Regions from separate parts of the Homo sapiens genome. Here regions 1 and 3 are each linked to region 2. Evidence: chromatin loops called from intact Hi-C (ENCODE). Cell type or tissue: B cell. All regions are shown on one strand.

Region 1 (4,000 bases), 120 kb after region 2:
ACTTAAAAGGTTCTCAATAAAAAGATCTATGCAGTATTGATGTTGTTATTATTACAGAACATCTGATCCTTGGTTTATGTAAGATGGCTCTTACTTTTTCATGAATTTTACTTATTTAAAGTTCAGAGATTTGACCTGCCACGTGGGCAGGGACCCCCTAAATGTCCCCACCAATTGTATAAACTGCTTCTGTTTCATCTTCTTTCTTGGTAGAGAACCCACTACTTTTTTTGGTTAGACAGGTCTACTTTGAGCAAGGTTAAAAGCTGCTTCCTGATGACACAATCACTGTTTCTAGCTACTTCAGTCCATGACAATAGTTTGGAGAGCTGATGAAGATCTGTGTTGTCTTCTCTCCAGTCTAAATATTCCCAGGTCCTTTGTCCTTTACTCATAAGACCTGGTCTCAAATCTCCCTCTCCTCAGGGTCACCCTCCTTCTTCATTAACTTTGATCTGTTTCAGTCAAAATCTCTGTAAGATTTCTCTACCCCTTGCTTCAATGACTTCTCATGTACCTAAAAGGAGGTCCAGATCCCTCCAGTGCCTTCTCAAACACACATACCTGTTTTCCTGCCAACTCATAATTCATTCCAGTTGACACTTTCAAGCAAACAATGCAACTCTAAGATGTCACTAATCTACACAGTAAGAACATATCCTAGCACTGATATGAAACACCCACCCACGCATGTGGGCTAGAAGGAACGCTGGAGCCAGACCTTCTTCCTTCCCTAACACGGAACCAGGCCAGTGGGACATCTGGCTTAAGCTGCCTTTGCCAAGGTCAACCTATGTGGCTTGGCACTTTCTTCATACATAAGGGAAGAATCCATCATGTCCTTTTTTCATACACTTGACTTTGTGATGATCACAGTTGGTGAAGATGGCCTATTTGTCTGAAATGTATTTTTTTCTAATTAAGAACTATTGCTAAACGGCAACTCTGTGCCTAGGATTCTTTAAAGAAAAAAGGGAAGAAAAGCTGACAGAGTCAGACAGGCCTGGGCTTGTGTCCTGGCTTTCTGTCTCTGGCCTCAAACTTGGCAACTCTAAAATGAGCAAGTGAGACTGAAATGCCATCAGTGACTGGGAGCCAAACGCAACCAGGTAGTGTGCTTACAGGCTCCCTCTTCTGGTGTAGAACTCCCTGAGAACCTGTAGCCAGCACACTGGGGGCTCAAAGGACAGAGTCAGATTTTAAAAGGGACCACATTTTCAACTATCCTCTCACATTTTAATTTTCTGTGCATGTATCAGTCTTTCTCACTAGATGAGGAGCATCTTAAGGGCCTAGAACACCTATTATTAATTTTAGTAAAATCAGTACATGTCACAGAGTACCCCTCAGTAAGTATTGGCTGAACTCAACTGAACTAGTCCCCAAATCCACAGACATTATCCTTTCAAACCTCCATGCCTTTGCTTATGCTATCATCTCTGTCTACCCTCTTGAAATCTTCCTGAAGATTTCAACCTTCCTGAAGATTTCAACCATGGAAACCTCAAGATTTCCATGAAGTCTTCTTTGAACACCACCTCCCAAACCTAACCACTTTATCTCCCTTCCTCAGAACAGAATTTCACACTTTGTTCTTCCAATGCATCTTGCAAAGCCTATCTCACTAGGATCCTCAAGTAGGATCCTAGTGAGAAAGACAATGAAGACAGTATCATGTACTGTCTTCCTTGTCTGTCTTTGTCATGTACTGTCTTTCTCACTAGGAGAAAGTATCATGTACCGTCTTCATTGTCTGCCTTTCTCACTGATCCTACTTGAGGACAGGGCTATGTCATTTCACCTCTGTGTCCCCAGTTCCCAGAACAAAGGTCTGGAAGGAATGTTTGATGTCATCTAGCTCAAATAAATGTTTCAACTATGCTGTTATGCCTCTGCAATGACCCTGTTGATTAGGAATTAATCAGCATGGAGAGTAAACATGCTCTTTCTTTTCCAAGACTTTTCCCCTGCTACATCTTTGGGGTTCTTTGCCTTTAAGATTTTGCTCCTGCCATGTCTGTAGCCAGGAATACTGTCAATCCATCTCCTCTGGGAGGGTTTCCCTTCTTTACTGTTGCCCAGAGCATTACTATCTCTCCCCACTCCTACAGCTCCTACTGTCTGTACCACCTCTGTGGTGATAAATTAACACTAACCTGGTGATAAGCCCCTTTAACCCACCGATCACTGACATATGTGTGCACCACCTAGTGGCACAAGCAGATATGCGTAGGCTGTTGTTTTAACCTCTAGCTCTTAAAACAGGATTACAAAACCTGCATGTTCTAGGTGCAAACGAAAACAAAAGTGTATGTTCCAGAATGACTCTGCAACAATTTTTAGCTAAGAAACTGGAATATTTAAATAATTCCCTCAAAGTCATTCAAAAATAAAAGGACTGAAATGAAGTGAAAATTTTCCTTACTAGTCTACCAGGCACAATCATTTGAGATTGCCAATGAAAACTATGTGGCATTTGTAAAAATAGAGCACATGGTTTATAGAATTTGACCAATAATGTACAATCAGCCATATACAGAGAGGGGCATGTTGGACATAAAGAATTACCAAATTATTATAATTGGTTGCCAACTGAGAGAGATAAGAGCCTTTAATATGGATGGTAGGATAGGGAGGAAATGAAGCCAGTAAGGTAGGTGGCAGGTTTAATAGGCAGACAGGGCCTGATGACTCTTGAACCACTTTCTGACCAAAAGCTACAGTCTAAGGAAGGCAGAGCCTTCACATGTGTAGTAGTGGTTGTGTGTGTGTGTGTGTGTGTGTGTGTGTGTGTTTGTGTGTGTATGTGCGTTTGGGGTCGGGGAGAGGACATTCATCTCAGACAAAGAAGTTCCACATTTGGATGGAGGAGAATGCATCCAAGTGTGCCTGTGTGGGATTCTATGGACTACTGAAGGAATGTGGGTATGCCAGCGTTGGATCAATCAGGAGTAGATATGTGGACTCCTGGCTGTGTATGACCCCTGCATCCAGCCTTCCCTGATAAACATGGTGCCCCATGGACATTCAGAGGAAACCAATTTCTTTGCTTAACCACTGTGTGGTGAATGCTGAGTATGACCTCATAAGGACAATGGAGGGTGGGGATTCTAAGGTCAGCAGGAGTAACCTCTGAATTGGGTATCCAGGGATTGCCAGAGTGTCTATAGTGGATGCTTGAGGAATTGTCCACCAGCACCCTTGCTCCAGGAATTATCCATTATTCCCCCATGCATCGAGTGAATGCTGTTATATTAGTACCATGTCACCCCACCTCTAGTCACAGTGGACTTCTCCAAAGGTAGAAGTCCTAAAAGCTGGGCTAATTAGACACCTTACTCAAGAACTTTGGACCTTTTCTGGATTCAATTATTCTCTCTGAAAACTATAGTTGTCCTAAGTTAAAGAACCTATCTTTAAAATTTTCATAATTATGAAAATCACACATGCTGATTTTTGTCATTTTCCAAATTTCCAGAAAATTCAGAGTAAAAGTAGAAAAATTGCTTTGAGTCAACTGCAACCAAGAACTGGGAATATTTCCAGAAAATTCAGAGTAAAAGTGAAAAGTAATGAAATCCTACCACTGAAAGAGAACCATAGTTAATATTTTGGTGTATTTTCTTATCATCTTTCTCACTATGTGTATATATTTAATGATATTGTATTTATATATAATAAATGAAGTACAAGTCTAATCCTGTGCAACATTATGTTCATATAATTTTTCATCCCAGGCTGCATCTTTGTTTTGAAGTAGGAGAGTGTAAGTCACATATATTTATGGTCATAGCTAATACATTTGATCTTACAACTGTGATTTTGTTTCTAATCTTTTTCTTTTCAGGGAAGGTAGCATTAATCAACAAGATACCAGTAGGATAAACACTTGCTTATTTTGTCACAAGGAGCCAGTTTGAAAAGCCCAGCTACTGCAGCCTACCAATATAGATAAAGCCTTCTGAATCTGGGAGACTCTTCAGGCAATATTCAACTTAGA
Region 2 (4,000 bases):
GCAGAGACAAATCTGGTTTCATTCCTTTGGTGAGAATCTACTAAGTACCTCCTGAGTGCCAGCCCTGTGCTAGGTGGAACTGAGTGCTTCACTGTCCAGCAGTGGAAAGAGACAGGCAGCAGACTACCACCAGCCATGTGGCTAACAAGCATTAGGAGAAAAACTGGGGCAGAAGCAAAGGAGGGGGTGCTGCCTCTGGAGGAGACTAGGAAATCTTCATAAGGACGGTCACCAACTTCTGTGTTGGGGCTTGGAGGATGAGAGGAGCTTGTTGGGTGTGTGACCCTAGGGTGGGGTAGTTCTCATAAGGTGAAGGCAAGTGGCACAAACCACAGGCTCACTGTGCACAAAGGGTGCAATGTGATGATCTGCATGAATTTGGGGAGGGGGAGATCACTGCCGGTTAAGGGATCCTAGAAGGCTTCAGGAAAGTGGTGATCTCTGACTGGGGCTTTGATGGATGCGCGACATCTTGGGGAGGTGGGGGAGTAGTGAGGCCGGGGTTCTTCAGGTCCTCTCTCTCTCCATTTTCTGTGAGTGAGGGCAGGAGCAGGCTTCGTTGGGCAGAGGCAGGAGAAAAAAATTCTAGCATGAATCCTGGATTAGGTGAGATCCCAGCAGCTGACACAGATGCCTCCACAGTGGGGCCATACCCTCGGGGAATCTGAACCACAGAGCAGCAGAGTTGAAATGGATCCGAGAGAGCCCCCTTTCCAAGGGGGAGAAGCCCACCCAGGAAGAAAGAGGTGAAAAAAGCAGGCCCAGGTCCCCAGTCTTGGAGGTCAAGGTTCTCCCCGACTTTGAGGAATTGCAGATGCCCATTTCAAATGACATATTTGAGAAGGAAAGGTGGCTGAAACCTACAAAAGTCTTCTTTGTTAAGTATCTTATATCAAATGTATCTCTCTTTTTTTCTCTCTGTAGCATTTTTCAGCCCACTGTCACGTGATTGTTTGTTTAACAGCTCCCTGACTAGAACATAAACACCGAGGGGATGTTCCTGCTATATCCCCAGCACCCAGCGCAATGTCCTCCATACAGAACACTCACTAAACACGTGTTTAGCGAAAGAAGTTAATCCTTATGGTGGTCCTACAAAATCGATCTTATTATCTCTGTAAAGACTCAGAGTAGTAAAGTAACTTGCCAGAAGTCACATAGGTGGTGAGTGCTCAAACTCAGGGTTGTCAGATTCCAAAGACAGCTCTTTCCACTACCCTACCCCTCCTCAATGAACTGTACTTTCCAGAGCTTCTTGCCTAATGCTCACTCTGTGGGACCCTCAGCTCATCTCTGACTTTCTCTGACATTCCTAGGGGGTCTGTGAAAAGCCCCACAATCATGAGGGGTGCGGTGGAAGGGGAATAGGTTGTCACCTCTAGAAGCTCTGAACTTATCCTCTGGTGGCCAGGGAAAACTGGACTGGTTCTTCATCTGTGGTTCTTCTACTTCTCTCCTGCCCAACTATCTGTGCCCAGAGAGTATCCAAATGGCAGGGTATGTGCAGAACGCCCTGTCAAGGAAGCATTGAAGGCCCACACATGTATTCAATGCATGTAAAATGGACCACAGTTGGCTGGGTTGGGGGGCTAAGGAGTTGTGGTGGGAATAAGTGGGGTGGGCAGCATAAGGGCTGCTCCCAGTTTCCTGAGGGACCACTGTGGGCACAGTGAGTGCCTGAGGGTAGGAGTTATGAGGAGGCAAAGTTTGATCACATGGTGGATGTCTGCCCAACAAATCAATCCATGACCCTGACCTCTGCTGATACTCCCTTCAGGCCATGAGCCCTTCCAGAGTAGGGACCATATGGGATTCATCTTTGCTAAATGGCTGTTGATTGATTTGCCTGACTCAGAGGAAAATAGCAACTCAGGAGTTGAAGGACTGCACCCCAGCCCACTCCAATGGGGAAGTGCCCCCATGAACCACCTGTAGGAGGGGCTGGGGTAGTTCTGCTTGCTCTCATCTATGTCTGCAACCTCATCTCTTCCTGCTACCCAGCACTTCACTGTGCCGTCCAACCAGAACTACTTTCAGTTCCTTGAATAAGCCAGCCTCTCTTGCAACTCCAAACCTTTGTTTAGGCTCTCCTGTTGCCTGAGATAGTTCCTTAACTTGGGGCCTCCTGCAGCCACCCACAACTCTCCTACCCCAGCCATGTAAGGAGCTCTCTTTTGTATCCTTTCCCAACATCCTGAGAGCTCGGGACCAAAGTAAAGCTCACCCTGCATCCCAACTGTCTGCTGTTGAGACTGTGACTTCTTTAAGGTGGCAAGGGGGGCTTAACAATTTGATTTCTCCGTGCCTAGCACAGGGCTCGGAACAGAGGAAGGATCCAATAATGTTCCCTGCACAAAAACATTTCCCTACGGTCAGAGCTATCCAATAATGAGATAGGCTGCACTGGAAGGCAGTGAGTGAGCTTCTTGTCTCTAGTGGAATGTTACTGGAGGCTGGGTGATTGCATGGCAGGGAGACAGCAGAAAGCTTCTTGTCCTGTATAGGAGGCTAGACGAGGTGAACTCTGGGGTTCCTTATAGGACTAAGGTCCTAGGACTCTAAGAATTACCCCCCACACTCAGAGTACCCCCTGGAGCAGCAAGGGAGGGTATGGCCAGCCTCTGGGACCTGCTGAATCCTGGCATCCAAACAAACATCCATCCATGTTGGCTGAACACAAACCTTCCACTGCTTCATGATATAGCATTCATGAAATCCTATATATTCTGATTCCACATGGCATAGATATGTCTTTTCCCCTCTCTGGGCCTCAGTTGTCCATCTATAAGATAGGGGTGAAAGGCTGAACTGGGTTCTCTCTAAAGAGACAATTTCTAAGAAAACTCCAGGAATTGTCCAATTGGTATCTTGAGGCCATGTTGCCTGGTAAGGCTGAAACTATGAAGACATGGTGGGCTTTTAAATTAAGCAGGAAATATTCATCTAAAAGCTCAAGGGTCCTGCAGTCACAGAATGCACTGCAGTACTGGATGGTCTAATGGCCAGCAATGAAGGCCTAATCAGGAGGCAGGCAAAAGGGATGGTGCCACAGAAGCACATGGCTAAGGGACTCTGTGATCAGACTGCCTGACGCATGGCAAAGCAAGAGGGGCCTCAGTTTTGAAACCTGGTTCTACCCTTTCCTGGGTGTGTGGCCTCAGGCAAGTTACCTAATCTCTCTGAGCCTGTTTTATCCACTGCTGAGGTTGTTTTATATATGGAAAGTATTTAGTGTCTGGCCCAAAGCAGGTATTCCTAGAAACCAGGCTTTGCCTGTAATGAACACTTTCCCACCTCCATTTCCTGCCTGGCAAATCCAAAAAAAACATAAGCTTGTCACATGGCAATATGGAAGGCAAAACCCTGCTCTAATGGAGAAACACACTGCTATTCTGACAATGGGGAAAAGCCTAACAACTTCCTCTGGATGTTCTAAATACCTAGGCAGTTGTTAGAAAAGGGACAGCCTGGAGTTGTCCCTCAACCCCATCCCCACTGCCCCCAGGAAAACGGAGTCTAGGGAGAAAGGGGAAGGAGGGTCCTGAATTGTTCGGCCACCCTGAAATCAACTTTTAAAATAATCTGGGATTATTTTAAACTGTGGCTACTTCTGATTTGGGCAACAGTTCAAAAAAAGTCCTTCAAAGTAGAAGATGACTGATATTTTTCAGACAAACTACTCCACTTCTTATTACTAGGTCTCTTCCTGCCATCTGAATTAAGCAGGATACAACAGTTTTTGAAACTGCCCCACCACTAACTCTAAACCGGCAGGCAGACTGTGGGCCTCTTAGGCCTTACCTCCACAAGGGAGATGTAAACATCTAACTAGACAAAATGGCTCTTGTCCACCCGCTTTGGGCCTTTCTCAAAGCCCAACTTTTTTATAGTACTCCTGCTCATTGTGAAAATGAACTGAGGCTGAAAGAGACAGGAAAGAGCTCTGAGATAAACAGGCCCCAAGAAGAGAGTCCTGGCAAAGAGAAGACTGAGCCACAAC
Region 3 (4,000 bases), 73 kb before region 2:
AACATCCATCATTGTAAGTGGATTAACAAGCAATCAGCTACACTTAACACCAACTCTCCTGTAGCAATTACTTTTTGTTCCAGTGAGGAGGATTCTACCACCATAAAAATCAGAGGAGTTAAGGATGCTGTCTGATATCACACAGCAGTCACAGAACAGTGACCATTAGAGCTGAGTATGGTCTAATTAATGTCACCATTTACAACCAAGACTCTAAGACAAAAAGTGATTTGACCAAGGTCTCACAGTGAACTGGATTTTTACATGTTAGATCAGAAACATTTGAGCAGTTCTTATATAACTTCTCCACCCTGTGCCCTAAATTCTAGGCCATGCCATCACCAGCGAATGGAATCTTTCTTGAATAAAATAAATTATAAAAATTTAATTCACAGGATATGTTTCCAGAGGGTGTTTTTATAGAATGCCATTATGTGCTCCTCGAAAAAACTCCTAGGATAAACCTGGATTCTTTCTACAAATTCTACCTCAGGTTATACCTGGGGTACATGGAAGTAGAGCTGGACAGACCTGGGTTTGAAGCTGTATGGCCTAGGTAAGTGGCTCCGCCATGGTTTCATCAGAAACTAGGTAAGGAGAGATGTATAAATCACAGTGCTCCACAAAGGTAGCTTTCAGTATTACTGATTTCAGAAACCTTCAGTCCTACCTTCCACCTTCTGGCAGAGCCATTCATTTAGAAAGGCTTGAGTGGGGGGTCTGAAGGTCTGAAGGTGCTGGCAGGTGCTGCAAGTGTGACCTGAGAACCCAGAGGTGAATGAGCATAATGGTAACAAACAGGGACTCAGGCACAAGCGCAGTGACTGCGCTGCTCTCTGAGTGTGTGAGCCCAGGCAAGTTACTTCACTTCTCTGTGCTTCACTCTTCTTGTCCATAGAATGTGGATCATAGCAGACTGTCTCACAGGAACGCCCTCAGGAGGAAATGAGGTTGTATTTGTAAAGCACGTAGAATAGTGCCTGCCACATAGGAAATCTGATATAAATGTTTACTGACTAATAGAAATACCTGATTAAGAACACCCAGTCAGGTGCTCTGCGTCTGCAGAGGGGAATGCTCATCTTGGGCCCTCCCTGGTGAACCATCCTGCAGAAACAGGCTCCTGTGGACAGTTCCTTCACGCTTTCCCCTAGGTATGTGAGGCTAATACACTGGCAAGAAACACGGTTTATTTTCTGTTTCTTAACCCTGGCTGCTTATTAGAACCATGCAGCAGCTTTGTAAAAATACTGATGCCCAGAACACCCCACTGACTGCCCCCACCAAGATTCTAGTTCAGTGTTCTGGGGAAGAACTCCAGCAAACTGTTCTTCTAATTTGCATTGTGGCTGCAAATTGTGCAGCCACAAGGAGAAGAGGACCAGTGGTCTAGTGTGAGCTTGGCCCAGGCTCTCTGCTCCCTGGGTCTCGGTTTCACCATCTGTCATAAGAAGGGGCGGAGCTAGGTGGTCTCTCAGTCCCCTCCAGTTCTAAAACACTTAAGCTCAAGAGGATCAGAAGCCCCAGTAAGTGGCTGGGGCTGGCTCTGATAACACCACTTTGGTCAGAACAACAGGCAAGGGTGTGGGGTGAGTAGACAAGAGAACATGCCTACATCAAGCAAATAATTTTTCTCAGACACAGTCTTTTCCTTGGAACAGGACAAGAAGTACCAATATAATAGACGTGCAGTGTCTCAGGGAACTCACAAAGCTTCCTGCAAGTAGATTGGATTTGTAAGAAAACGTAAGCTGCATGCATGAGGAGAAGGAGAAAGACATTTTTCAAAGGATGAAGGAAGAGGATTAACATATTCGCCACCACAGCAAAGAAGGGGTCCAAATACATGCATGTCAGGGTACAGATCCAGGCTCCTAGGAGGGTAGGAGAAGGGAAAGGAAGGGAAATCTCGGTGGTTGAGCACCTGCTCTGTGCCAGGCGCCAGGGGGCGCATTACTTATATAAGCTCATTGGATCCTGCCAGCCTTGCAGAACGGCTGGCACTCTGATCTCTGTCCTGCAGGCAGGTTAAAGAGCTGTGCCACTGGCCCCAGTCCACATGATGAGCAGCTGCGACGTCAGTCTAACTCCAAAACCCTGCGCTCTTCCCTGACAGCTTGATGCCTCACTTATCCAGAGCTTCCTGTCCTTGTAACGTCACACACCCAGATCACAGCAAAGAGCCAGAAGGAAGCAGAAAAGCCCCTAGAACAGTGCAAGCCAGACACACAGGGACCACAGTCAGGGTCCTGTCAAGCCTCAGGAGAGGCCTCCCAACTTTTTGGGGACACTAGGGTGATGGGGAGATACCTCCGGATTTCTGGAAAGAAGGGGCAAAGCTCATTGTTAGAGAGCTGGTCCACAAACACAGAGGGATGCAGAATGGGAACTGGTAGGCTACTAGGAGACGGGGGCCCTCCCAGGACACAGTTTCTGACTGCCTGACACTACGAACACGTCATCGAAAGGAAGCAGGTGTCAGTTGGCTGTGCTGCCGAAGTACCTCGGGAGCTCTGATGGGGCAGTGACAAGCCCAGCCTGTCTGTCAGGGACAGGGCAGCCTGACAGCGCTAGGATGGTCAGGCCTTCTCAGCACAGCCAGCACCACGGTGGGGTAACTGCACAGCTGCTGGCCACAGCCAGGGGACCTGCCCTCACCCATCCCGCCGCCCCCGCCCTTCTGCCCCACCTTTGCTCTCTCCAGTTGCCTTGTGGATGTCACTCAGCTTCCCCTCAGCTCTTGATTTGAGAGAAGGGCCAGGGATCATGCTTAGGACCAAACTGGCTCCACAGCACCCCTCTCTTTACTTAAGGGACTGAGGGGGAGAACAACACCTGTCAGAAAAATCCCAGTCCCTTCCACTCACACACATCTTGAGAATTTCCCCGGAACCCATGCCCTCTCTTTGCTCAAGGTCAGAGCCCTGACCACAGCCCACAGTGGACTGAGCTGACCCGGGCCAGATTGGGATCTTAGCTGTCTCCCTCCACACATGCCCTCTTTTGGCACATAGTAGGTACCCCATATGTGAATGTTGAAGTGGATGGAGAAGCCCAGCCTGCTCACTTTAAAGCCATGCCTTCAAATAGCACCCAGTGACTAGCTCTTGCGTTTTAATGGTGCAAATGTGGCAATAACAAAGGTGGTAAATGTCTATTTGTCTTCCCATCTTCTAGCAAGGCCATTCTCCAGTTCCTGAGTTCCCCATGGTGTCCTTTCAAAGCCCTTCTCTTTAATGCCAAGTGGAGGAGTTCCAGACAGCAATTTGCATTTTCAATTCTAGAAATCATTAATATTTTAAAGCTGCCAGCACCATGGTTTATTAACACACATTTCCTACCTGCTACTGTTAAAGGGAAACTTTCTGTTTGAGAAAATTTGAACATGGGGTGATTTCCCAACTTTGGTTCAAACTCTGCTCTCAACCCCTGCTCTTAGGACCACATGGTCTAGTGTGGGAGATGGATATGCAAGTTGACAGTGGAATTCTGAGTGCTCACTGAGTTGATTGAGGGAAGCACGGGGTACTGGGGAGCCCAGAGGGAACCCCCTGGCTCAGCCTGAAGGGTGGGCACAGGGTTCTTAGAGGAGGGCTTCTGATTTTAGGGTAACATTTGTACAGATTGTGGAAAGAATGTAAGAGAATCAGAAGGCCTGTGCATAGACACTGGCTTTTGCAACTACTTTGAGTTGTCTTGGCAATAGATTGAGGTTAAGATCAAGGGTCTCTGAGTCAGACAGGCCTGGGTTCAAATTCCAGCTCTGACACCACTGGCTGTGCAGCAATAATCATGGCTAATATTATTTGAGCTGTTACTGGGGTGTCAGAGAGAAGGCTGCCTGACAGGCCTAGGACGATGAAGCCTGCTCAGTACAACCAGGGCCACAGTGGGGGTGATCTCAATGGGTGACCACAGCCGTGGGAACCTGCCTTATCTATCCTCTCCACCTCTCCCTCCCAGCCCACCTCTGCACTCATCAGTGTGGGTGATTTCTTTT

Evidence for each region. Hi-C counts contacts between places; a loop is a spot of excess contacts. Peaks named below come from ENCODE experiments on the same cell type or tissue, not always from the same donor. Only the 100,000 strongest peaks of a DNase experiment are listed, where the experiment ranks them.
Region 1: a loop joins it to region 2, with 23 times the contacts of the local background. A loop is called at or near these places in 1 of 110 quality-filtered maps.
Region 3: a loop joins it to region 2, with 9 times the contacts of the local background. A loop is called at or near these places in 1 of 110 quality-filtered maps.

What each region holds. Positions count from the first base shown.
Region 1 is chr1:48,868,593-48,872,592 of GRCh38, forward strand. The region is part of intron 5 of AGBL4 (AGBL carboxypeptidase 4); the gene reads right to left. Among named protein-coding and RNA genes, the nearest start is that of BEND5, 94 kb to the left of the region's middle. In B cell, CTCF peaks have their summits at 2,186 (motif pointing left) and 2,387; a DNase peak (open chromatin) is centred at 2,199.
Region 2 is chr1:48,748,329-48,752,328 of GRCh38, forward strand. All of the region lies in intron 6 of AGBL4 (AGBL carboxypeptidase 4), which reads right to left. All of the region lies in intron 3 of BEND5 (BEN domain containing 5), which reads right to left. Among named protein-coding and RNA genes, the nearest start is that of BEND5, 27 kb to the right of the region's middle. RefSeq lists an enhancer at 1,966-2,095. In B cell, a CTCF peak has its summit at 1,923; a DNase peak (open chromatin) is centred at 1,993; H3K27ac peaks cover 2,295 bases.
Region 3 is chr1:48,675,566-48,679,565 of GRCh38, forward strand. All of the region lies in intron 6 of AGBL4 (AGBL carboxypeptidase 4), which reads right to left. Among named protein-coding and RNA genes, the nearest start is that of BEND5, 99 kb to the right of the region's middle. In B cell, CTCF peaks have their summits at 1,935 (motif pointing right) and 2,134; a DNase peak (open chromatin) is centred at 1,946; H3K27me3 peaks cover 208 bases.